Linked DNA regions of Homo sapiens: regions 2, 3 and 4 are each linked to region 1. Evidence: chromatin loops called from intact Hi-C (ENCODE). Cell type or tissue: endothelial cell of umbilical vein. All regions are shown on one strand. Each heading gives the region's core, and the rest is flanking DNA. Links, peaks and the distances in the headings are about the cores only.

Region 1 (6,073 bases), core at 701-5,700:
GTGTCATGGTAATCTATTTTTTTCTCTTATAGATGAGGACATAGAAAGATGAACTTAAAGCTGAAAAGTGAACTTAAAGCTGGAAAAAATGAAGCAATCTCAGCTATGATAGCTGTAATAGAAAAATGGAGTTTTCCTCAGTTTTTCTTCCTCAGAATAAATGGGATGATCCTGATGGCTGTTTAAGTGGAGAGGATTTGTTTGGTAAGCACTTCAGGATGAAGATGCATACTTTAATAGATTCCCAGATGAGGAAGCACCTATATCTATGCTTTCCATCTGCTACTTCTTTGGGAAAAAATGGAAGACAGAAATAGCAAAACTTGTAGTCGCTCCAAATACATCCTCAGATAGAGCACAAAATATAATAGACAAAAGCCCTACTAAACCAAGTTTATGTTTAATGAAAGCAAGGGCATAAAAGAAATACATAATGTCTAAAGTAGATACATCAAGAAATAGCAGTACCTGTGCAAACAACATCTTTAGAGATTATAGAAGTAACTGCTGAAAGGGAAAAATCAATGGAGTTAAGAGTTCTAGGGAAAAACCGGGTGTGGTAAAGCAGGAAGCTCAGGTCTTTCTTTCTTAAAATGTGTTTTCATTTATAATTCTATAACATGAAATATGGATTTCAAAACAAAACTTCAATGAAAGAGAATGAGAGATAGAGCAAGAGTAAGAGAGAGAAAGAGAGAGGCTCGGAAAGGTGAATGAATGAGCCTAGGAGTTTGGAGGAACTTGGATGAAGGGGGAAGAAGTAGTACAGTATAAGGAGAACAATGACCTATTACTTGGTTTCATTAGTGCAGGCTCATGATAGGAGACTGAAGCAGGAGAGAGGGGCATATAGCAGAAAACATGGAAACTTCCACCTGCTGTTTCCATTGCATTTTTGCAAGTCTTCCTGTGTGTCAGGTATGGCTGCTGGTGCTGGCCTTGGAGGATCTGCATTGGCTGCGGTCTGCAGTTAGGTCCAGACTGCCAGTCCCAGCGCCTTAGAGACCTCTGGAAATCAGGCGAGGAGACCAGCCGTCTGAGAGAGCTCCACTCTCTGGCTGCCCCTGCCAGAGTGCCCAAATAAGGTATTTTTTGAAATCAGCCTTCATTAGTGCCTGTTTCTCTTATTTCTGGTTCCCATCTATTTTATAACTTTGTTATAAAAATGTGCTGTTCCAGGCCCTAACATTTAGCCAGAGGTTGGAAGTCTTAGCTGGTTCTTATGACATGTATCAGAAGAGGATTGTTTTACTTGTTAGGTGACTTTTGGGTTTTCCTACATCAATGGACTTTTTAAACCATTGAATTTTGTTTTTAGTATTTAAAAACTCATTTATTTTAACGAAATATTGAAATTTTGGTGAATGTTCAATTTGTCTTTTTTTCCTAGTGGGAGAGATATTGACCCCTTTCTCAATGAGCTGTTCTGGATTAAGCAAAAGCTGTCAATATTGGTCCAATTTTCAGGAGTTAAAAATGAGTTATTTGATCCCAGTACATACAGGGTTTTATTAAAACTAAATAACTCTGACCTAAACATCTTCATTCTGGGTTGTGCCAAGGAACAGAAAACGTGGACTGTATACCGGAGCTGTGTCAGTCTGTGCCAGTCCCAGGATGCGCTGAGACAGGCTCAGGGACATGGTGTCACCTGCTTGATGCCTTCACGGCAAAGGGTGGAGCCAGCAGCAGACAGAGGTCCTGGCTCAGCTCAGTGGCTCCAAAAGTTGCTGCAGAGCTTGGGCGGAAGACGCAGGCTCTTTCTCTTCTCTTCTGCTTCCACCTTCTCTTTGATTCAGAATGTGGCTTCCTCCTCAATAGGAAGAATGTCTCTTAGGAGAAGATCTGAAGCCAAGATGGGGGCAGTGGGAAGGGACATTTTGCAAGAGGATTCCTAATTGTCCAAAAGCACTGAGACTCCTGCTAAGATGATGTCCTCTGGGAGCTGAGGGTCCTGCTGGAGGAGAGGATCTCCTTTGCCTACGTGAAGAGCAGAAAGGGCAGAAGATGAGCTTCAGTTGCAAATGACAATTGATTGAATGATTGTATTATTAGAACTGATACTTGTTTCGTGGTTATTTATGTCATAGATTTAATTTGTATCATATATTTGTACTAATTATTTTTATTGATGATAATCATAGGAAGAGCTGTCACATCAAGGTTTTGTCATGTGCTAGGCACTGCACAAAGCACTTGAATGACATCCTTGAAACTTTTCCCATACTGATCATACTGGAGGATGTCCAGAGAAATACAGAAAAGTGGTTTGGAGGGGAGTAGCTGATGGTAAGTTAAATAAATAATAATAAAATTAGCCAGACGTGGTGGTGCATGCCTGTGGTCTCAGCCACTTCGGAGGCTGAGGTGGGAAGATTGCTTGGACCTGAGAGGTCAAGGCTTCAGTGAGCTGTGATCCTGCCACTGCACTCCACCCTGAGCAACAGAGTGAGACTCTGTCTGAAAAATAAATAACTACACAAATAATATTGATCAATAACAGATACAAGACCACTATGAAATTGGAAAAGATAGCAGAATTAGGATACAAATGTATGACAGGCTGGAACCATGAACCATCACCAATAAGAATATATCTTAGATCACTGAATGAATGTATGGATATTTTCTTAGTTTCAAAAATACAACTGCATATGTCTATTAGGGGAGCATAGCTTAGCAGCCAGTAGCACAGATAGAAAGATCTAGGAGATTTCCTGAGTGCAAGTTATTACATGGTGTGTATAGCTGCCAAAATATTGACTGTGACCTTTGGTTGCATTGACAAAGGTAGAGCATGCAAAGGGAGGTGCTCTATCTATTCTGCGGAGTATTTTCTTTCAGATGCAGCATTTAATGAGAAAAGTATGTGAAAGAGTTTGTTCAGAGGACAGCTATCTGGCTTTTGATGGGACTTCAAACCACATCAGATGTGGAGCTAATAAAGAAAGGTAGGCTGCTTAGATTGAAGAAGGGACTGAGCGAATGAGAGGGAGAGAGAAACAGAAACAGAGAGAGAGAGAGAGAGAGAGAGAGACAGTGTGTGTGTGTGTGTGTGTGTGTGTGTGTGTTGGGTGGGTGGGTGGGAAGAGATAGGAAGGGCTTGAGCATTGCCCTCCGAATTCTGAAGAGTTTAAGAGAAAATCAGCATCCTCTTTATACCAGTGGAGGCCAAGGCAAAGCCCAGGAGGTGGTATTTACAGGTAGATCGAGTTCGGTTCAGATTAGGGAAGTATTTTCAAACATTTGGAACAACTGCCAGAGTAATGAGTTGTTCCAGTAGAGCTTTCAAAGTGTTTTCTTTTGAAAATTCCTTAATTTTATAAATTTAAACCTGTACCTTTAAATCATAATATTTGAGCAATGGTCAGTAGATGGCGGTAGGATACCATAGATTTTACCAGTGGCAGCTGGACTTTCACCCTTCAATATGCTGGAAGTAGATGATTTTTTTCTAATTATTATTGGAAGGTGTATCCTAATCTATTGTTCAGAGAGAAATTGCTGATTTGAAAAACAGGAAATAATACTTCCTAATTAAATAGACGATAATGAGTAACAAATACTTTTATGTTGCCTGAATGCTACCATGCTGTTTCTTTATTGGCCTCTAGAAATTTGTGGTAGGAAGTGTGTGTGTGTGTGTGTGTGTGTGTGTGTGTGTGTGTGTGTGTAAATGAAAGGTCTGGTTTGTTTTAAATAATTCCAAAATGTGATATACTAATTTTGTGTAAAATTTTAAAAATACATGACTGAATTGAATAGAAAATATTTCTATGAAGCATTGCATTGAAAAATCTTATTTTCTTCTTTATACTAGCACCTTTTTGTACTTAGACATTATGAATTTTAAAATAAAAGTGTGCATTCTTCATAAATGCGCTGAATTAATTATTTTTTCCTAGTAGTTTGTAAAATAAAGTTTGTTCAGGAATGGTCAGCTTGGGAGATTTTTATCTGTGTGAGATTTTTCTCTCCCTTTGAATTTTTTGGGGAATTTTGTAATAGAGGAAGGGCCTGTATTTTTAGACACACAAGCCTTAATAAATATTCTTTAAAAGTGGATGTATGTCCAAAACATGTGGAAAATAAAACATGTTGATGTTTAATTTGGAAAGAGGAAGATAATGCTGATGCCACCCCTTCCCCACTTTTTTTTGTTTTTCAGAAAGTGTAGCATGATATTCTTGTGTGTTAGGTTCTTAAGTATCTAGCATAGCAACACCTTTTTCCCATCTAACTCTGAGCAGCGTATTTAGGCTGGCTGCCTGTCTAAAAAGTTGTTTGTGGAGAGCAGTTAGTCACAAAAGCACATGTGGGTCCCTTATTCCTCTTCAATTCTAAGCAGTGAATATACCCCGGGCTTCCAGGGAGACAAATTGTTTTAATTTGCTAACATTTTGGGACTCTCCAGGACTGTGAGAAGCTAATTTCCAAGTTTTGGGACACCCCTGATAGAAGCTTAGGCAGACATTTTCTAAGATTATCTCTGAGACAAAAAAAACAGGCAAAATATCAATTTCTGCACGAGTCTCATGCAAACCATACAGTCCATTCAAGCACGTTCTTTTTCCCATTCATTTTCTCTCCCTCTTTCTCTCTCTTTCTCGCTCTCGTTTTTATTTCAATTGATGGGATCCATGAACAGAGTTGTACTCCCCTATGGAGTGAATGGAAGCTGGGAGATCAACGCCCTATCACAGAAAGGCTGTGTGACCCTCGCCAGGTCCCTGGGCTTTCTGAATCTCTGCTTAGTCATCAACAAATTTGCTCTTCTGCTGATGGAAATTTGGCCAAGAATTATGAAACGAATGTCTGAAAATTTTTCTTGTTACTCCCATAACAAAAAGCTCTATGTAAAAAGAAAGTAACGTGCTGGTATCTAGAACTATCAAAGAATTTCTTCTTTAGCTAGTAAAATAATCATAACTAATGGTCATCTATGAATTTTCCCTACAAAATCTTTATATCACCCTTTAAAGGAAAAACTCAGACAGGACTAAATGTTCTTTTTTATTTTAGCAAATAACGCTAATGTTCTTTTTCTATTTTATATACATATGTACACACACACACACAGGCCGCAAGCACACACAGACACATATATTATTCTTCCTATATGTGTAGAAACAACGTATAAAAATATGTTGTACATTTTTTTCTTGCTTCAGTGTTTCTGCATGGGTTAAAAATGTAACAAAGTAAAATTTAAGCTCTTTCATGCAAGCATTAGTTCTTTAATATATAAATTTTTATCAGTTAAGTACTGCTTTAAGGAATACTTTTTCTTGCTTTCTTTTTTTTAAAATTGAATATTATTTAATGAGAGGCTGGAATCATATGTACTTCTTTAATGAACATGTAATGTAAAACTTTTAGAGACTTGCTTTAAATAAGAAACTTGCTAAGATATCTGAACAGTTGTATACTGATTTCTAGATTATCAAATTGAAACTCAAAGGTACGTTGCGTTTTTTTAAAAAAATCTCTTGATGTGACAGAATTTGTCAGTAAGCAAATATTATGCTCATAAAACAATTTTTTGGAGAGTATCATGATAGAAGTATTGCACAGCACACAAGTTGTTCAACTTGAACTCATAAAACATCATATTATTTACTTGTCTTTTCCTTTGAAAAATAGTTAATTATTGAAGCACTGAGAACATTTTACATTCCTGGCTTGTGGTTGCGTCTTGCAAACGTGAGACTAATGAGAGCAAGTTCTCACCCCAACTCTGAACTTGCTGACTTATCTGATTTAAAATCCGAGCATTTGAACATTGGTGAGTTATTTTAAATAATGATTCTATTTTGTTGTTGCTGCTGTTTCATGAAGAGTGATTTTTTTTTTTTAATTCAACAAAGACAATGCCTTGGATCTGATGTAGGAGAAAAAGGAGTGATGGGTCTGGCAGACATCTATGGCATGTATATTTATTTAACGGTTTGCTATAATGCTTATTATTAATGATGACAATCATGAACTTGCATGCATTGTTTATTTTGTAAATACACATAATGGAGCTTTCAAAAAAGGAGATCAGCTGCCCCTTGCAACGATGGCCGTCTGC
Region 2 (6,073 bases), core at 323-5,322, 1.2 Mb after region 1:
ATTGCTTTAAATAGAACGTTTTAAATAAGTTTACATATAACAAAAAATCCACTTTTTCAACTAAATAGCTTATAGATTTATTTCACCTAAATAGAGTTCAGATTGCATGGTGGGACCTAGTGTCATTCGTTCTATATTTTTCCAAGGAAACCCTTGATTCTAATGGCATCCAGGAGGCCCTCAGTGTATGCTGCCTATTCTTACAACGACAAAAGCTTTCTCTACAGTTTGGGGTATAATTTCTTCTTGAAAGATAAATTTTTAAATATTCCATTCTTTTTGGGGTGGGGGGGAATTTAACTTTGCTTCTTTGGTTGGCTCACTCCACTTGGTTCTGTAAATTCACCCTGGCACTGCTTCTAGGATAGCATGACCACAGACATACGCAACCTGTTTTCACTTCCCATATTTCACTGTAAGGAGTCCTGCGTTGACCAGGGCTCCGCATTTTGCCTTTAATCTTACCATTTTGCTTTTTAAGAGTTCTCACTGTTTTGCACTGGAAATTTACCCTACCTCCAGGATCAACATATATCCTTCTGCTCACTCAGGACAAAAGCATGAGAAGCCTGATATTTCAACTAGAAAAGTCAAAACAGTTTGTAGATTTTTTAGAATGCTTTTTCTGCACCTCTGATGTTGTTCTGAAAAGACAAAATCCAATTTAAATTTGTACCAAGAAATAAGTAGAATAGATTCGTAACTTCCTCCACCTCCACCCGAAACAGCTGCAAACTGGTCTGTGGATGAATGTTTTAGACTATAGATTCAAAGTTTTCAATTAGAAACAATTTCATGGGATTCTTATTATGTAGACCATGATGTTATCTTTGCCTGGATAGAGGCTAATGTTTTGCTCTTTAACAATTTTTTTGCTTTTCCTTGGTGCTTCGCAGACCTTCAACATGGGAATACGTATGCCAAAAAAGGTTCCCCAGAACAGAAGGTGGCCTAATTATTAAAAGGAAGGGCCTTCCTGTGTGTGGTGATCTATTTGTGTGTAAGATTCTACAACTGTGAAGGGCCTCATGTACCATAGAAGGAAAAAAGAGATGGGAAAAAAAGGGGGGGTATCAAAGTCCTCAGTGGAGATACATCAGAGAGATTACATAAGAAGGGAAGCATAGTTTTAGAGCCCCCAGAATTCTTGACCAAAGAAGTAGTCCAAGGTCTACATCAAAAGAAAGTAGTGTCTGTGTCATCATAGCCTTCGCTGTGATCTTTTGCCCTCAGTCTCAGAGTAATCAAAAGTCATGCTTAAAAAAAAAAAAAAAAAAAAAAAAGGCTATCTCTTTAAAATTAGATCATCGCTCTGTATTAACATGCAGAATGAGTTGTCAATTGACCAAGCAACAAATGTACTTCCTCATATCCTCATTTTCACTTCTATCTATGAATATTTTAAAACCCTAATGTGCGCTTGGCCATTTGGGTTTTAAGAGAAGACTTATCACAGGGGTAAAACCCTTCATTTTTATCCCTTAGCTGAGGGCTTCTTTTTCCCTTTTCCAGGGTGTCATTAAAAATCTGATGCCAAGAGCTGGGACTTGGCAAGGTTTGCAATATAATTTGCAATCTGCAGTGTTTGCTGGCTAGCCCCCACCGCCCCCCCCCCTTTATTTTATTTTTTTCCCCTTACCAGCCTGCCTGCTAGAGTCAATAGGGGGCATCGCTCATCTGTCTAAAAGAAAAATAGCAGCATACTAATTAGAATTCTATTTGCCAGAAGCCTCGGAGTTGCTGTGCTTATAGATTTCAAGCTTCTTTTGTTTGAATTAAATTGCCAACTTTTTTTTCTTCCTTCTTTGCAGTAGCATGAGAGAGCGGGTGCCTTATTTGATTGAAGGGGGGTAGCGGGGAAGGTTGCATGCGGGAAGAGTCCTAGCTATGGAAATGCTGAGGAAATGTCAGGGTTGTGTTTTAAAATGCCTGGTATGCTTTTCAGGGGCTGACTCCTGTCTTTTGCAGAGTTGTTTTGGGGGAACTGGTGGGAAGGTGGAGAAGTTCAAAGGGTGGAGGCTAGCTCAGCAGCAGAGGCCCCCGGCCTGATGCTGAAATTCTGGGGGCGAGCTGACACACTTGCCCCGCAAAGCCAGATTGTTCATGCTCAGATAAAAACCCTGGGCTGGGATCACAAAGCTGGTTCATAATGGAACACGCAGTCTCTCTAGCTCTGTTGAATATTCCTCTCATGGGTAGGTAGATGAAACTGGCAAGACCAAGATGCAAAGAAAGGACCATCTTCAATAGTAACCTGTTTTTATGACCCTTTAATAAACTTCTCGTGGTCTCTTTTTAAAATGTCAAAAAGTTTCCCATGAAGAATGTGAAGGCAATACTCACGTTCTCTTTCAAAAATTACACACAGCAGAAAATGTGGGGTTCCAGAAAAGTACCAAAATGTTTCGGTGAGGAGCATAAAATGATTCAACATAATCCCATTGTCAGGAATTGCCACGTAAGTCCCAGTGTATCCCTCAATCCGATAAAGGCCTGGAACTAACCAAATGGAAGGCTAGACCTATGATTCCAACCCCACAGATACTTAGCAATTTGGCTCTCAACTAAGCTAATATAAAGGCTCACAGCAGCTCATTATTAAGTTAATTATCCTTTGAAACCCAAGAAACAAGAAACATAGACCCTACTGGATATTTAAGGACTTGGCAATGAAATTTGCAGTCCAAATGCAATTGTCTATAAAATAATGAGATATATTATATGTGAATGTGTAAAGACAACGTTGTATTATATATTATAAAATTGCATTGACCGATACAACATGGAGACTGGGGGTCCTAGTTTTAAGTAATTTTCTTAGGAGGGAAATATGTTGTTACAAAGCATTCCAGTGCCAGGACCAGTGTCTATGGTGAAAAATTGTTCATTTTTACATTTGCACCATAGACATTGAGGCTGGCACTGGAGTGCTGCATCCACCCCCATCTTCCAAAGAAATATGTCTCCTCCTGCATGTTTAAAGAGCGTGATCTCCTGGCAAAGTGTGAAAACCCCATGAGTTTTGTAAAAATGAACCGTAACCTCTACTGTTAGTGCCAACTTCTTAGCTACTTAGTGTATTTCTGTTTTTCTTTGTTAGACCATCCAATTCAAGAGAAAGGGATAAGATCTTATATTGGTGGACCTGTGAATTACATGGGAGACAGTTCAAAGGTAATTATCTTGAAGAAATTTGCTGACCAGAATATCTGCCTGAGCTCAAAATGCTTACAGATGTTAGAAACACATTCCTTAAGATTGACAAATTTTAATTGGAGTAGTTTTGGGGTCTGGGTCTTGCCCAAGCAAGAACTTACTTTGTACATGTCTCTCAAGAAGCAAACATTTTCAGATGTTTAGAAATGATTACATCCTGTACTTCAAATAGACATTTTTTTGTTACACATTTATTTTTTTCTCCCTCTATACACTCGTTTAAATTTCTTAATAGCACTCAAAGCTGGAAAGCAAAATACTGATGCTTACAGTATCGTGAAAAGCCTAGAGCCAACTCCACTCACATCTTCTTGAATTACTTTTCCAATTCTAAGACTCTAAGCATCCAGTTCTCCTTTATCTGTTCTTGTTATAAAAAGTGGCAGGAGGCAGAGTGGCAGAATGACCCACAAGATGGCACCTGTCACCAGGGGATTTTTCCTGCATTCTGTAGGCCAAATTTTGTTTGAACTCACTGTGGCCTCTGTCATATCCTCAATTTCCCTCCACTCTTGGCCCTACCTCTTAATCCCCTTGGTGCAGGCTGAGGCTGTTTACCCGGCTCCTGAAACCTTTTCCTTTGAGAAGCCAAAGTCAAACTTTAATTTGAAATCTGGGCTCAGAATGAAGCAGCAGAAACCGTGACCAGGTATTGGATATTGGGGTGCCATAGCAGCCTTCTTGTGCTTAGAGCCAGTGATGGAAAAGATTGCTTTTTTAAGACTGATTTTCCCTGTGGCATTACCCCCGACCCTAGGCCTCAAGATAAGGAAGCTGATTGCAACACTAATGAAACTATAGGATTTTGGTTTCTTTTAAGGCAAATGCATGACAAATGGATGAAATAAAAGCGTCTTGAAATGAGCCTGCTGCTTTTAACCATGGCTGGAATTAGGCATATATCTATGCATATTACATCCAAGTTCTTCATTTGCAAAGGAGTCAAAAATCTAATACAGGAAAAGGATAATGCTTTTGAAGAAACAACAGGTTTTTAATAAATAACTTTTCTCACACAACACAAGTACACAAATAATTTTATGATGTGTTTGGCAAATTAGAAATAGTTTCTGTTTCTCCAGCCACTAAAACTGTGTGATTTGGAGGAATCTGAATATCCAGGGATTCGTTCAGCAAGTGATTAGATGTCAGTGTATTAAGTCAGTCAGTGTGTGCGAAAGACTCTGTAACTGTGTTGGCCAAAGGTTAGTTTTATTATCAGAACCATGAGACGTCTTTAAATGTTAAAACCATTAACTTATTAACACAAGGATGAGGAGGAATATTACTTTATCAATATCTTTGAAATAAACTCAATTCGAATAACAGAATTTTTGTTTCATATTAATTAAATAGACTATTCGAAATAATTAAAAGCCAGGCTGGAAAAGGGGGCACAGTGCAGGCAGGAGCTGGTGGGGAGGCCACTCGTTCACACTGGAGCAGTGGCTGCATCTTATTCTGGTGGTGTCCAGGGAAACTGACAACTTCTCTGCACCAGCAGCCTGACACCTCTGCCTCTTTCGGTACCCCTGCCTCGCCAAGGCAGAGAAGGCGATAGAGGAAGTCTGCCACTGGCAGGGCACAGTGACCCATTGTGTGACAAGCCCCCGCCTCTTCCCTCAGCCCCTCAGGCGGGCAGGGGCTGTGGCTGTCCACAGTCCCACTGAGTTCTCTCTGCGTTTCAGCAATGGCGCCAAAAAGGGTCTTGAAGCATTGTAATTAAACTCATCTACAGCTGCTGTAATGAAACACATCGGAGAAACGCATTGCATGTCAAGGACAGCTAACGTTTGTGCTTCTTTCATAATCTTTTTTTTAATCATTGTCGTTTTCTGTGTTTCCTGTGTGAATACCATTACTTCTGCTTCTTTTAACTACCTTCCTGCTCACTTGGGAGTCATTTTTAAGGTCAGCCAGTATACATTAATCCTGCCTCCAGTAAAAATTTACTCCTCACGATAGAAAAGACAGGCCTATACAATAACACATGAAAAAGTCATTCATTATTTATTTTTAAAAAGCAAAAGGAATAGGCTGCCTTTTTGCCCATTACACAAGTGCTATATGAACACTGCAGAGTGTGTGTGTATGTGTGTGTGTTTATTACAGAAATACTATCCCCTATATCTCATTGCTTTTCTCATTATTTTAGGCTTTCCCCAAAAGAGGAATAAACAATAACATTTTCACAGCACTCAAATGGAATACCATTGATATCTTTCCTTTAAATTTGTCACCCATTTGCTTCTAGTGTTTGATGCTCTGCCTCTCCCGACAGATAAGTCATGTCTTTTTTTCCCTGAGAGACTGAACCACGCAAAGAAAGGGAGGGGCCGTAGCAGGAAAAGGAGCAAGAAGGAGAAGCTGAGATCTTTACTGTATGTGCATTTATCTGTCTCTAAGTAGGACTTGAATATAATTCGGTGAGACACTCCTCTCCCTTTTGAGCTGGGCACAAAAACAAGCTCATGAAATCAAACAAGAGGGCAAGAGCTTATCTTCCCCCAACAAATTTATCAAGAGAGAGTTTGTGGTGGGCTTATGAAACTGTCATGGAGGGACAAGGTAGAGATCAAATGTACTGTTGAGTAAGGAAACGAAGCACAAACTTTGCCCAGAGCTTGGGGACAATGATGCTCAAAGATTAACCCACCCTCTCAATTAACACCTCACATGAAAATCCCTGCAAGGTCATGGGATCTGTGCTTCGGTGCGGTCAATCAGCGCCGCCCGCCTCCATACAAACTGAGATCGAATGCAGAATTAACACCGGTCCCCAAGCCCTCGCTCACAGACTCACGTCAGATTAAGCCCTTGCACAGAGAAGATATGAAAAGCATTTCTAATTAGGGTC
Region 3 (6,073 bases), core at 778-5,777, 860 kb after region 1:
GAGATAAAAGAAATATAATTGATGCACCCTTCACTCTCCAGCATTGATTTCTATTTATTATTACAAACTCTTCAAAACACAAAGATTGGATGTCAACATGTTATCCTGGAAGCATACAATTGAAGAACGCATTACCTGCACGACTTACTTCATAAAATTTGTTTACCAGAATTGGAGTTGCATGTTCATTTAAAAGGACTTTGAAGTAAGAGGAAAAAAGATGATTTAAGCTTTTTTTCCTCCCTAATACTTTACTTTTGAGATTTACCAGACTTCAGTTAAATAGATGCCTCCTTGACAACCAAGAATCCTAGTAATAGGAGTGAAGTGGTAAAGTGTAGTTTGCCTAAACTTCCCTGCAGGCAGAGTGGAGCTCTATGCAGGACCACTTTCATCAAGCACAGCTAGCTGACTTTGAAAATTCCTCCTGAGGAACAGTGATCAGCGGACCCTTCTTACATTCATCCGATTTCCAAGCCTTGATGTGACATATGAAATAAGAAGAAAGTGACAACAAAAATCAATGTGTCTAAATAGTCTTGCTTCGAAATATACCTGTCACTGGCTTAACTCAGAAATTGGGTGGGATATTAGATCTGATATCTTTGTTGTTGTTGTTGTTGTTATCTTGGCTTCAGAATTTATTTTAGTACCTGAGGAGAAAAAAAGACAAAGCCTCTTCTTAATTGTGCACGGGAGAGAAGTCCACTTACTAAAAATAATTCACAATTTTAAACAAATAAAATTATCAATGACTGCCCATTCTTGCATTGGGCCTTTATTCTCTTCCATGTCAACATGCTTCTGATGAAAACGAGTTCTGCTACATCTTAGTGGAGTCATGAGGTTTGAGAATTATTCACTAAAAACAAATCTCTAGGAAGTTAACATATTTTAAGTTAAAAAGTATAATATATTAGAAATTATGCCTCTATGAATCTAACAGTTTTACAATTGGAATTTAGAGACAGGAGATAAGTATTAAACTAAATTTTGAGCATATTTTTCTTCTATTACATTCCCTATATAAATATGTATAAAAGCATACATTTCTATAAGCTGTCTTATCAATTATTTTCCTATTTTGCATAACACTTGTTGTCACTGAGACTTTAAATAGAAAATATATAATGCAAAGTTTAAGTAGTCCTCAGAAAGAAAATGCCTTGCTTCACAGTCTGAGGAAAGAATTTAGGTTTTCAATCTGTAGATTGTGAAATTTAAAAACTACTTAAACACTTTACTGAAGAAAAGACTCCCTTTTAATAAAAAAGTCACCACATCAAGAAAAATTAGCAATCTTAAACATGCGATCTTTTATGAGTCTCTTTTGAAAAATATACAACTTGCCAAAAAAAATTACAAAGATGATTGTCTATGTTTAAACAAAGCAGTAAAGGCCATTCAACCTCCCATTCACACATAAATGCATTTTCTTTTCAAAGGATATTTACCCTTTAAGGGGACATTTTTAACCTTGTGACACCATAAAATTCCATGCATGCAAAGTTATTTGTTTTTATTTTTCTGACATTCATTCTTGACCAGATATTTTCCATGGGCTTTCTCATGTTACTCAACTAGAGGCATAATTTTAATAGTTTATTTTAATACCTTGATTAATAGGAGCAATCTGTTTAAAAATAGTATTAGTGTTGGCATTTCGTAATGAATTGCAGAAGCTGAGCAGACATGCTCTTTTGTGCCTTTTTCAATTTCCTTTGAAAATGTGTTGAACTCCTCAGTATTTGTTCAAACCTACCAAGTTTTAACATGAACTAAGCATTAAATGGATTTGGAATCTGAGAAGGGTGTTCGCCTACAATGTAGCGATATGGGGAGAAAAGGTTTGGGTTGAGACCGGCGACTTTCAGAATTATAAGTGCTGGCAAGTAAGAACCACAGCCCGGCAATTTTGGAGGCCCCCAGCATAGCCACTGCTGCTAACCAACCAATTTTAAAAGACCAAAGACTAGGTTTTCTCCCAAAGTGACAGTAGTTGCAAATTTGCCATCTAACTCACAGTGGCACTAGCCCAATCGAGGCAATTTCCTGAGAACTTATGATAATATGTCCCTGTTACACAAGACCTAAAAGATTTTTAATGGCCTGTTCCTACAAAACTAAAATAAAAATGGCTGGCCTGTACAATAAAATATTTCACTGGAAATGAAACATAAACAAATGCACTAGTACTCCATTTTGAAAAGAACTTTGTAAACTTATTGTTTAAAATTATGAAATATGTTCAAATTTACAACAATAAAACTCTAGGAAAAACAGTGATGCAAATGTTTAACATGAGATTCATACAATTTGCTTTACCCTATCTTGTAAATAGCTAGACCGATAGCATCTAAATACCAAGGATGAAAAAGAAAAGGTATATGTGTGTTTTTTGTGGGGGTGGTGGGGGGCGATGTACATCCTAGAACAAGGACATCTCAGAGGCTTTGGAAATCTGAAAGAATGCATTCACTCTTCAACAATCCAATGACAATTAATATTTGTGAAATATAGTCTTGAAAGCAATTTTGTTCATTGTTTTTGTGAAACTGACAGAATAACTTATTCTAAGTCATGTTCTAAGTGGCACTTATAAAAAACACTGAGACGTGGCACTGTTTGTGACATATTGAGGGTCAATTGTGTGAAGAACCAAGGCAACAAACCCATCAAAAAGCAGTAAATGGAGGTCTTTGTCTTTAAGTTATGAAGAATGTGTATGTATTTGATCCTGCCAGCCAGCAGTCCTGCAGCTTTCTGGGCATAAGACAGATGGCAGTGCAACCAAGCTAGAATTCAGACCTTCCTTCTTTCCCTCTGGGTCTAACTCCTATTATCCACTTGTAAATTAACCTGTCAATTTATCAATCAACACCATCTTGATTCTCCCGTTCCACAGCCCAGCCTTGCAGTGAATTTGCCTCGTAAATAACTGGGAGCCCCGTGTTTGTTAGTATTGTGAATGAGTTTATTATCACTTTGATGGCTGCTATGAATCACAAATGCTGCTGAGAGGCTGATAAGAAAAAAGTACATGCACACATTAACAGGGTTGAAACTATTTTAGAGATAAAAGATGGAGTAACTGTGATAGCAAATCATTTAAATTGAAAAAAATGACTAAAAATTGTGTGTGTGTGTGTGTGTGTGTGTGTGTGTGTGTGTGTGTGTGTTGGACAACCCCCTACTTATAGTCAAAGAGAGAGAGAAATGAATCAACTTTCTTGTGTACTGTTCAAAAAAAGTATCTGCAAGACGACATTAGTAGGCAGTAATAGCTCTTGGGTCTTGCAGGATAACTGTTTTATTTAATAGTTTAGGTTCAAACTTCAGGAAACACCCCGCTCTGTTCTAACAGACCAGTTGGCCAGGTTTACGTGTAGGTGTTGCATGGGAACTTGAAAAAGAAGGGAAAAAAATCCAAATTGTATACTTTATTAGAATAATATACGAAAGTATAGCAATATCTATTAAGTTAAATGAGGCAGTTTGATAAGCTTAACACATTAATAAACAATTAACATTAAAGTGCTAATTAAATTCTTTCCCCTGTGTCAGTGAAATAGTTATGTATTTGACATGTAAAATTAAATTTAAGTGATTTTTAAGTTAGAAATTCTTCAACAAATGCTGCACATATGAAAAATTTACCTTTAATTACAAAATTATATGTTGTCTTCAGTTTCCAATGTCAGATTTTTCTCAGCATGATTATTCTTTTACATTTTAAAATATCATATGAATACAAATCAGCGTTTTTAAAGAATACATAGCATTACATTCTGAGGATTAGGACCCATGCTATTAACTCAGAATTACTTTGAAGGATTACTTTAAATATACTATATTTAGGACTACTTTAAAACTATATGTTTAATCAGGTACGTATTTTTCATTTAAAGCAACGTTCACAGTTTGTAGTGAGTAAATATAAAAATAAGACTTAACTTTTCAGGTTCTGGCACATATGTTTTTCTTTAAAAATTGCATTCTATATTCCATTAACTGGGTATTTCATTTTTAATCACAATTGAGATATTTCTTTCAATATTTTCAACTTAATGTACGTAAGTCTTTTGTTGGAAAAGTGTCTGTAAATGAATCCTAAATACAAGCAATCACATTATTTATTAAAGAAAATAGAAAGTTACATGTAATATACTTATGATGTCTTTTCAATATGCAAAATATATATCATTTGTAGGTGATTTTAAAACAAAAAAAAATTCCTGATAGTGTTATTTAAGCAGATCATCATGAAAAATATTGCAAGGCATGACATACGGTTAAAGTTCTCAAACTTGTAAGTCAGAAATAAACTATTAGTTGTCACATGGGAAATACTTTGGCACAATTAAGACACTGCATTAAAAGGGAATATTCCCTGAACATTATTATACCCAATATGTCAACAGTAGAAATGTGATAAAAAATGAAACTATTTGTTAGAATGCAATTTAGAAAACCTGATAGGTTGTCCATTTTATTCAGTTTATAATTAAGATAGTGTTTAAATCTGAAATGAATTCTATATATGCATGTTCAATAGACTATAGCACAACAATAAGAATGGAATCACATCTCATTTTATCGTAAATTGTGTAATAAGCGATAAGGTAAAAACTAGGGCTAAAATCCTTCCAGCAAAAATGAAACAGAGCGACCTCAATTGCCCTAATTCATTCTGCTTTTTTCCTTTTTTTTTTTTTTTTTAAGTCTCTTCATTTTCCCTCTGTTCACGTTATTAGCTTACACATGAGTGCGTTATTAGAAAATAACAAAGCCAAACAGGGGGACTTCGAAGGAGCGGGAGATAGGTTCCTTCTACAGCTGAAAGGTATTCTCATTTCATTTGTTAGGAGTTGCAAAAATAGTTTTATAGCCAGGGAGGGACAATGACCTTTCTCTTTCAACAAGCTTGGTGGTTGGTCTTTTGATGGAAAAACTAGGGGATACAACATCTGGTAATTTGTGTTACTGAGCTTAGCTGAGGTCTTAACGATGTAAGCAGATTATTCTTGAAGAAGAACAAAAAAAATTCCGGAAGACTCAATGGACTATTTAAAGTTATTAAGCAGTGCATTCTAGCACTTCAGATCTCTTTTCTGATTCATTTTCCCTTTAATGCTATGCCTTCGAAGCAATTTTTTTTTTTAGGTCTCCCTCCTTCCAATTCCAGTTGACTTTTTTGGTGGTCCACAGCTGTTTTGTCATTCATACCGGCCTCCTTTTTTCCATCACAGCAGAAATGATTACTTTGCTGATTAAATTTTCTCCTTCAGAACTTTAGGAAGCTCTCCTTCACCCCCGGGAGTCATTGCGAGACCAGAAGGGTCAAGCAACACCAAATAGCAACAGCCAAGCCTCCGCAATTTTAAAGAAAGAAAAAAAAATGTGAACAGGAGCAATGCGTGAAGAAAATGACCCACCCTGTCCAGGATTCTAGGCAAAAAAATAAATGAAAGATGGTACTAAGCAGTTGCTGTGGAATCCTTTCCCCACATGCATCATATTAAAATCACATCTAAAGTTTGTGTTTCTTACTCTGATATAAATGGTGTGGGGTTCATTTTGTATATTTACTTTGCCCCAGTAAGAAAAAAGAGACCCAAATGAGATGCATCCTGCAAAGCTCGGAAATATTCTTAGCACTCTTTTTAAAGAAAAAAAGAAATATTCTATATTGAAGTAAGTCAGTAAATAAACATTAACTTGAATATTCAAGTTTATCTGACTTAACTCTGGCAAAAAAAAAAAAAAAGATATTGCTGTAACTTTAAGTTTTATCTGAAAGTCTAAGCAAGTCAAAATACAGAACACAGAAGGAGCCTCATAGACTGTAGCCCACCTGGAAAGCAGGGGTTCTGGTCTGCATCAGGTCTGCCTCCCAGACAGAGAGCTCGCATGTGCACACAGACTGGCTCTTTGATTAGCACATTGCTTTACAGTTATGAAATGAAGGAAGCAATAACATTACACACCAATTTCAATCTCTCCCGTGCCTACAATTCTTCTGGATGGCAGGACATTATCTTAGATCACTATTTCTTCAAGTCAAAGGGCTTCA
Region 4 (6,073 bases), core at 689-5,688, 250 kb after region 1:
GACCTGCTTGTTTCTGTCATATCTTTGGTATTTTAAATTAATAGTAATGTTCCCACGCAAATAGAAGGTAAAATTGAAGGGCAAAAGCAAATATTAGAACCTTGTAAGAACAGAGTTTCTACAGATTGTTTTAACATATTTCATAATTTAACAATGATTTTTAATAAAAAGTTGATGGTCTTGATCTTGCACATTTATAAAAGGTCATAATAGTACAAACTACAAGTTGGTGGACAGTTTAAAATTTTTACTTTCTATCAAAAGTTGAATGACACATAGGAAATTTAGGGATACAAGCTTCATCTTTTCAATCAAAACTCAGATTTATGTAGGACATTAGAAGATTGGAACTTGCTACCAATGAAGAATTAAAAATAAAATTTTATAATATACCATTATTTGCTTCAGTATGAATAAAAGAAAATAAAAGAATTTTCTGAGCTTGCTTTAAAATCTCCTCTTCTAGTCTCATAACATACTGTAAGATTGCTTTCTCTCCTTTGAGTATTGTTAGAAAAAAAACTTGGAAACAATTCAGGTATACATTATCAACCACAGGTAGGGCTGCCACAATTCAATATAGATTACATGAGTTAACAAGCAAAAGCAAGCAAATTTTTCACAATTATGATTTACACATGGACATATATGAGTATTGGTTCAAAATATACTTATAAGCATTCAATATGGGGATTAGCTATTTTCTTTAGTTTTTTTTTAATTTTTGATTACAGAACAACAGAAAATTATGAGTACAATAAAGATTTTCTCTGTATATTGTCTGTACTTATATTTTCAGTGACTAAAGCCATTCAAATTCTTTTGTTTTCCATTATTTTATCCTGAGTATAGTAATTAAAGTATAATTTTATATCTGCCAAATCTAACAATAAACTTGAACTCCATTTGTAGCTCCCATTTTTCATTTATTTTTAATTATGTTTTACACAAATATCAATCTGAGGTAAATTGGGGGAGAAGCTACTACTTTACTATAAAATATTTAAGAAGCAGTGCCTTCAGTAGTGAGTAATTTAAGGTTCTCAAGCCAAGGAGTCACATGGTTAGAAATATACTCGAACAGTACACAAGAAGATGGATTGATGGGTGTCCATAAAATCATGTAATAGCAACAGAATGAGTTAGTAGTAAAGGCCAGCTGGCCTAGAATTATAAGTCAGAAATAATACTAAGGAAATGTTTGCAATGACGTTGTGGTAAAGGGAAGGGAATCTAAGGTCTTGGGTGCTAAGAAGACTTCAAGGCAATTACAGGAGGAGAGACTATCACGAGATTTTGAATATTTTCAGCTGGAAGTTTTGTTGTTGCAATGAATGACTAGAGGAGGATTAGATTAGTAAAGAGAAAAAGACTCCATCATACAATATTCACTCAACAAATATTTGAGTGCCTATGGAGTACTAGACACAGTTCTAGAAACCAGGGGGAGAACAGTGCACCAAAAACTTCAAAGTCCTTGCCCTCATAGAGCTTATATTCTAGCTGCAGAAAGATAGACAATAAATAGTAATTAAATAAGTTGCTAAATGTAGAATACGGCAGATAGTGATCAGTGCAAAGTTAAAAAGCCAAGCATAGTAAGAGAGATTCGCAGTGTTGACATAGGGACTGGAGTGATTATTAGTGTTTTAGAGGGTGATCAAGGAAGCCCTCACTAAGCTTTTTCTTGGGCAGAGACTGGGGGAAAGTGAGAGAATGGGTAGTGAAGCTATTCGAGGGAAGAATGCAAAATACCTGAGGCAGAAGTTAGTTGGGAGGGAGGAGGGATAGCATTAGGAGATATACCTAATGTAAATGGCGAGTTAATGGGTGCAGCACACCAACATGGCACATGTATACATATGTAACAAACCTGCACGTTGTGCACATGTACCCTAGAACTTAAAGTATAATTTAAAAAATGTAAAAAAAAAAAAAGAGAAAAATAGCCAGGAATCTAGTTTCAGGGTATTGAGCAGAGGCAAGAGATGTAGGTAGGAGATGATGTCAGAGTCATGGGTCAGGCCACCCGGGCCCCTGGAGAATAATATAAGAATTTTGATGTTTGTTCTATGTGACAGGGGGTACACTTGGAATATATCAAGAGGAAAAATGACATGAATTAGACGGTGATGTTTTAAAAGGATCACAGTGACGTTATACTTATAAACTGTGGAAGCAGGGCAAGACTGAAAGAAGGCAATCCAGTTTTGAAATTATTGCAATAATCCAAGCAAGAAATGATAAGAAGTTTGTTGCTAAATGACAGTAGAGAGAAGAAGAAGTATTTGAATTCAGTATATATTCTGAAAATGGAGACATTGGATAGAGTGATGAGAGAAGTTTTCCCTGGCAAGGTGACATTAACCTGAGAATGAAATACAAGAAGAAAAAAAAAGGGGGTGGAAGAAGGCGGGAGAGCATTCCTGTCAGAGGAAGGATTCAGCACACAGTCCATGGGATAGAAACAAGCTTGGTTTATTTCCGACCAGAGAGAAGGCCATGAGCTAGAATGCAGTGTGCTGTAGGGAGAATAATATGTGAAGTCAGAGAAGGCAGGACCCCATAGGGTAGAGTATGTTTGGATGTGGAAGACTTTGGGATGTGTTCCTAGATTGTAAGCAGATGAATGACCTAAATTTAGCTTTATTTTTAAATGAACTTTCTGAACACTATGAAGAACTAACCATAGAGGTGGAAGACAAAGTAGAGGTGGATTTAGTTTTCTGACGTATTGAAATTTAAGCAGATTGAGACTTCTAGTCATGTGCAGATGTTTCAAATGTGGGGGCCAGTCAAGCTAAAACCAGTTTGAAGCACGGGATACCAACAGCTATGAGTCACTGTCATTTCCCATCTATATCATGAGGCTATGACTCACCAGTGTCACAATTTCTTTTCTCTAGAATATATTTCTTCCGTAATTAGATTTTATATATGTCTGGCCTGTTTCTGATAAGAACGCCTTTCAATGATGCTTTAGGGATAGTGTTTGCTTTGGCAGGAAACAGAGTCTTTGCTAGTTAAGGACTTTTTTTGTTTTTTGTTGACTTTTACATCCATTACATGGAATTTCAGCAGCTCATAATATTCCTAATAGAAAGAAAAATCATGGCCAATTTTGAAAGCCAAAAACTTAACCTGTTTGTTGCCTCTAGGTCAAATCATTTAATTGAACAAGTAAAAGAGAATGCACTTCTGCCTGTTGGAGACACAAACTTTTATATTATTTTCCAGCACCCTACTCAGAGCAATGGAGGCTAACAGCACCGGGAGAACGATAACAGAATGAACAAGGGCCAACTTCCAACTCACATCTACATTTTTCATGTTTCAGTTTGGTTTCTGACTTAAATGTTAAGGAAGACAAAGATTTTGTTTTGAGCGATGACTACACTGGTTTTAAAAGTGGAACACTAGGATGGCCCATAAATATCCTTGAGATCAGACCATGTGGATGGTCATTTGCCTCTTCTACTTACTAATTGGAATTTTAGTAAATTAAATTTTCTTCGGAAATTTATTCTTTCTGGTCATAGTGTTAGCTAAAATACAGATAATACAACTGTTGTTAAAATGTTACTGAAAAATTAAATGTACTGATGTAGGTAAATTGGAAAGTGCTTCATTAACAGAACACTCTATAGGAAGAAAATATAATTGCTATTCATGTCAGTATTTATATCCAGATATAAGAATTTCAAAATTCATATTTTGGATTTTGTCTCTAAGTAAATAGAAATATAATATAATCAATAGTATCTTTAACAATACCATCACAGAAAATATACAGCAACATTTACAAGGCTAATCTTTATAAAAGTCTTCAACTTTAGATAGAATCTTAAAAAGAAAAACTTTAAGTAGAAATCCAATCAATGGCCTGCCATAGCCTATAAGCACAACCTTATCACAACCCTTTGTACTCTCAGAGGTATATTGGGTAAAATGCATTACTAGACTGAATGATACTTAGGAGGGAATATACTATGCTTTTGAAAAACATTTCTTGTAAACTTTACAAGAACAAGTAAAGAATAATAATTTCTATGCCTTTCAATATTTGTGATATGTTTCCCAGGAACTCATTGTGATTAAAAGGAGAATCAATTTCATAGCCTTGATCCCAAAGATCTCTTTTTTACTCTCATTCCATAATCCAGGTGATCCACGGACATGCTCAATCATATGTTCATGAATTAACAGCTAATTGACTTGATACTGGTTAGTTAAAGGAATGGTCTTCTTTTTTTTAATTTTATTATTATTATACTTTAAGTTTTAGGGTACATGTGCACAATGTGCAGGTTTGTTACATATGTATACATGTGCCATGTTGGTGTGCTGCACCCATTAACTCGTCATTTAGCAATGCTATCCCTCCCCGCTCCCTCCACCCCACAACGGTCCCCAAAGTGTGATGTTCCCCTTCCTGTGTCCATGTGTTCTCATTGTTCAATTCCCATCTCTATGAGTGAGAACATGCGGTGTTTGGTTTTTTGTAAAGGAATGGTCTTCTAACCTGTGCATACTTTCAGGGGGATAGTGCCCTTTCCAGAATTAAGGTATGTAAAACAATGATTACTGACAAGTGAGCACTCTTCTTTGCCATTTGCAGAGCCAGGCTACCCAGCACTGATTTTTGTGTGTGCATGTGTGCAATTCTTTGTCCATTTCTAAGTCTTGTAGATCAGATCTTTCACATCTTACATGAGAATTCTAAAGAGAAAAATGCAGATTTTTCAAGATCTCTGATGGGTTTACTTTAGAGCGGGGAAAATGGCAGCTTATGTGTACATGCCAAAGTTCCCAGAGTCCTGATTGTTACTGAGGGCCTAGTATGAGTCACGTCCTGTACCAGGCCCTGGAAATTAAAACAAAACAAAGCTAGGTGAATAAGCCATAAATCCTCTGAGGACAGTGCCTGTCTATGGACACACATGGACAACTTTAATTTATTTTCTAAGTGCTCAGGTAACTGTTGTAGGAGTGAGTTTAATTCTTGCACTGGGTATTTTGCAGTCTGAATGATAATAATGGAAATAATGACAAACATTTATTAAGTGGTAACTATGGGTAAATGGCCAGTATATTATTTCTAATCCCTAGAATAGTTCTAAAGAGCAGGTGTTGTTATCCAATTTCCATTATCCTCCCTTTAAAAAGCAGAGGATCAGAGAGGTGTAGCAACTTGCTCAAGGATATATGACTAGTAAGTTTCTGAGTCAACATTCATACCCAGATCTAGCTTCAAAGGCTATCTATCTATTTTCTTTGCTGGTTCTCTAAATACCATACAATCTATTATTATAAAATATCGTCTAGGAATTAGGTAGTCTGGGTGGGTCTTGCATGGTATAGTAGTTAATACAAGGCAATTAATGTAGAAGAAAAATATTTTCCTTTATATGCTTAAATAAGTTTGCATTAAAACATCATCTTATTTTTTACACATCATGGAACAGAACCATCATACTGTTCCTATTGTACAGAAGCAGAAAGGGCTAAAAAGATGAAATGCCCTGCGTAAGGACATACAACTAGAAATTTGCAGACCTGTGGCTGAGATCTGCTCTGCACATCCCAGTGTCACTTCCCCTGTGTGGTTCTGAGCTAGCACAATAGGGATCAAAGAGGAACTTGCTGAGCTGCAGAAGCAGAAGTCAAGTGGTGGCTGTTGTTCTCAGATGGTTGTCTCAATCAACCTGGAGATGAAGAGAGAAAAGTCACCCACTGGGTATGAATCCAGCTTTCCTCTCTCTCCTCCACTTCATATCCAACTCATCTTCTTGACTACTGGCTTTGTGGCCCAACTGCAACCATAGGCCCACCAGTAGATGTTTTACCATAAGCCTGCAGAGGCAGTAGCTACACAGAGACCACAACTTCTATGTAACCCTTTTGTGAACTCCCTCTTCATGGTTCCAGTTGGATACTAGACATGCTTGAAGTCTCATATTTCTCTTTAAGCTTTAATCTTTCATTCATGCCAGCAATTCAGGAAAATTTGTTAGTGACTCTCTGGTCTTTGACTATCCCTTCTAGAGCTTCATTTTTCTATGTCTGCATTTGT

What was found. A loop is a pair of places that touch in the nucleus more often than their neighbours do. Peaks named below come from ENCODE experiments on the same cell type or tissue, not always from the same donor. Only the 100,000 strongest peaks of a DNase experiment are listed, where the experiment ranks them.
Region 2: it touches region 1 in a loop (2.9-fold over the local background); 2 of 110 quality-filtered maps call a loop at or near these places.
Region 3: a loop joins it to region 1, with 4 times the contacts of the local background. A loop is called at or near these places in 3 of 110 quality-filtered maps.
Region 4: a loop joins it to region 1, with 2.9 times the contacts of the local background. A loop is called at or near these places in 2 of 110 quality-filtered maps.

What each region holds. Positions count from the first base shown.
Region 1 is chr15:97,752,621-97,758,693 of GRCh38, reverse strand. All of the region lies in intron 1 of LINC00923 (long intergenic non-protein coding RNA 923), which reads left to right. Among named protein-coding and RNA genes, the nearest start is that of LINC00923, 120 kb to the left of the region's middle. In endothelial cell of umbilical vein, for the core only: no CTCF peak of the experiment used is centred there; a DNase peak (open chromatin) is centred at 3,393; H3K27me3 peaks cover 411 bases.
Region 2 is chr15:96,581,433-96,587,505 of GRCh38, reverse strand. No RefSeq gene overlaps it. Among named protein-coding and RNA genes, the nearest start is that of SPATA8-AS1, 200 kb to the left of the region's middle. RefSeq lists an enhancer at 442-2,682. In endothelial cell of umbilical vein, for the core only: no CTCF peak of the experiment used is centred there; no DNase peak of the experiment used is centred there.
Region 3 is chr15:96,890,208-96,896,280 of GRCh38, reverse strand. No RefSeq gene overlaps it. Among named protein-coding and RNA genes, the nearest start is that of SPATA8, 110 kb to the right of the region's middle. In endothelial cell of umbilical vein, for the core only: a CTCF peak has its summit at 2,760; DNase peaks (open chromatin) are centred at 2,940 and 4,960; H3K27ac peaks cover 308 bases.
Region 4 is chr15:97,501,050-97,507,122 of GRCh38, reverse strand. The region is part of intron 2 of LINC02254 (long intergenic non-protein coding RNA 2254); the gene reads left to right. Among named protein-coding and RNA genes, the nearest start is that of LINC02254, 18 kb to the left of the region's middle. In endothelial cell of umbilical vein, for the core only: no CTCF peak of the experiment used is centred there; DNase peaks (open chromatin) are centred at 2,962 and 4,842; H3K27ac peaks cover 3,359 bases.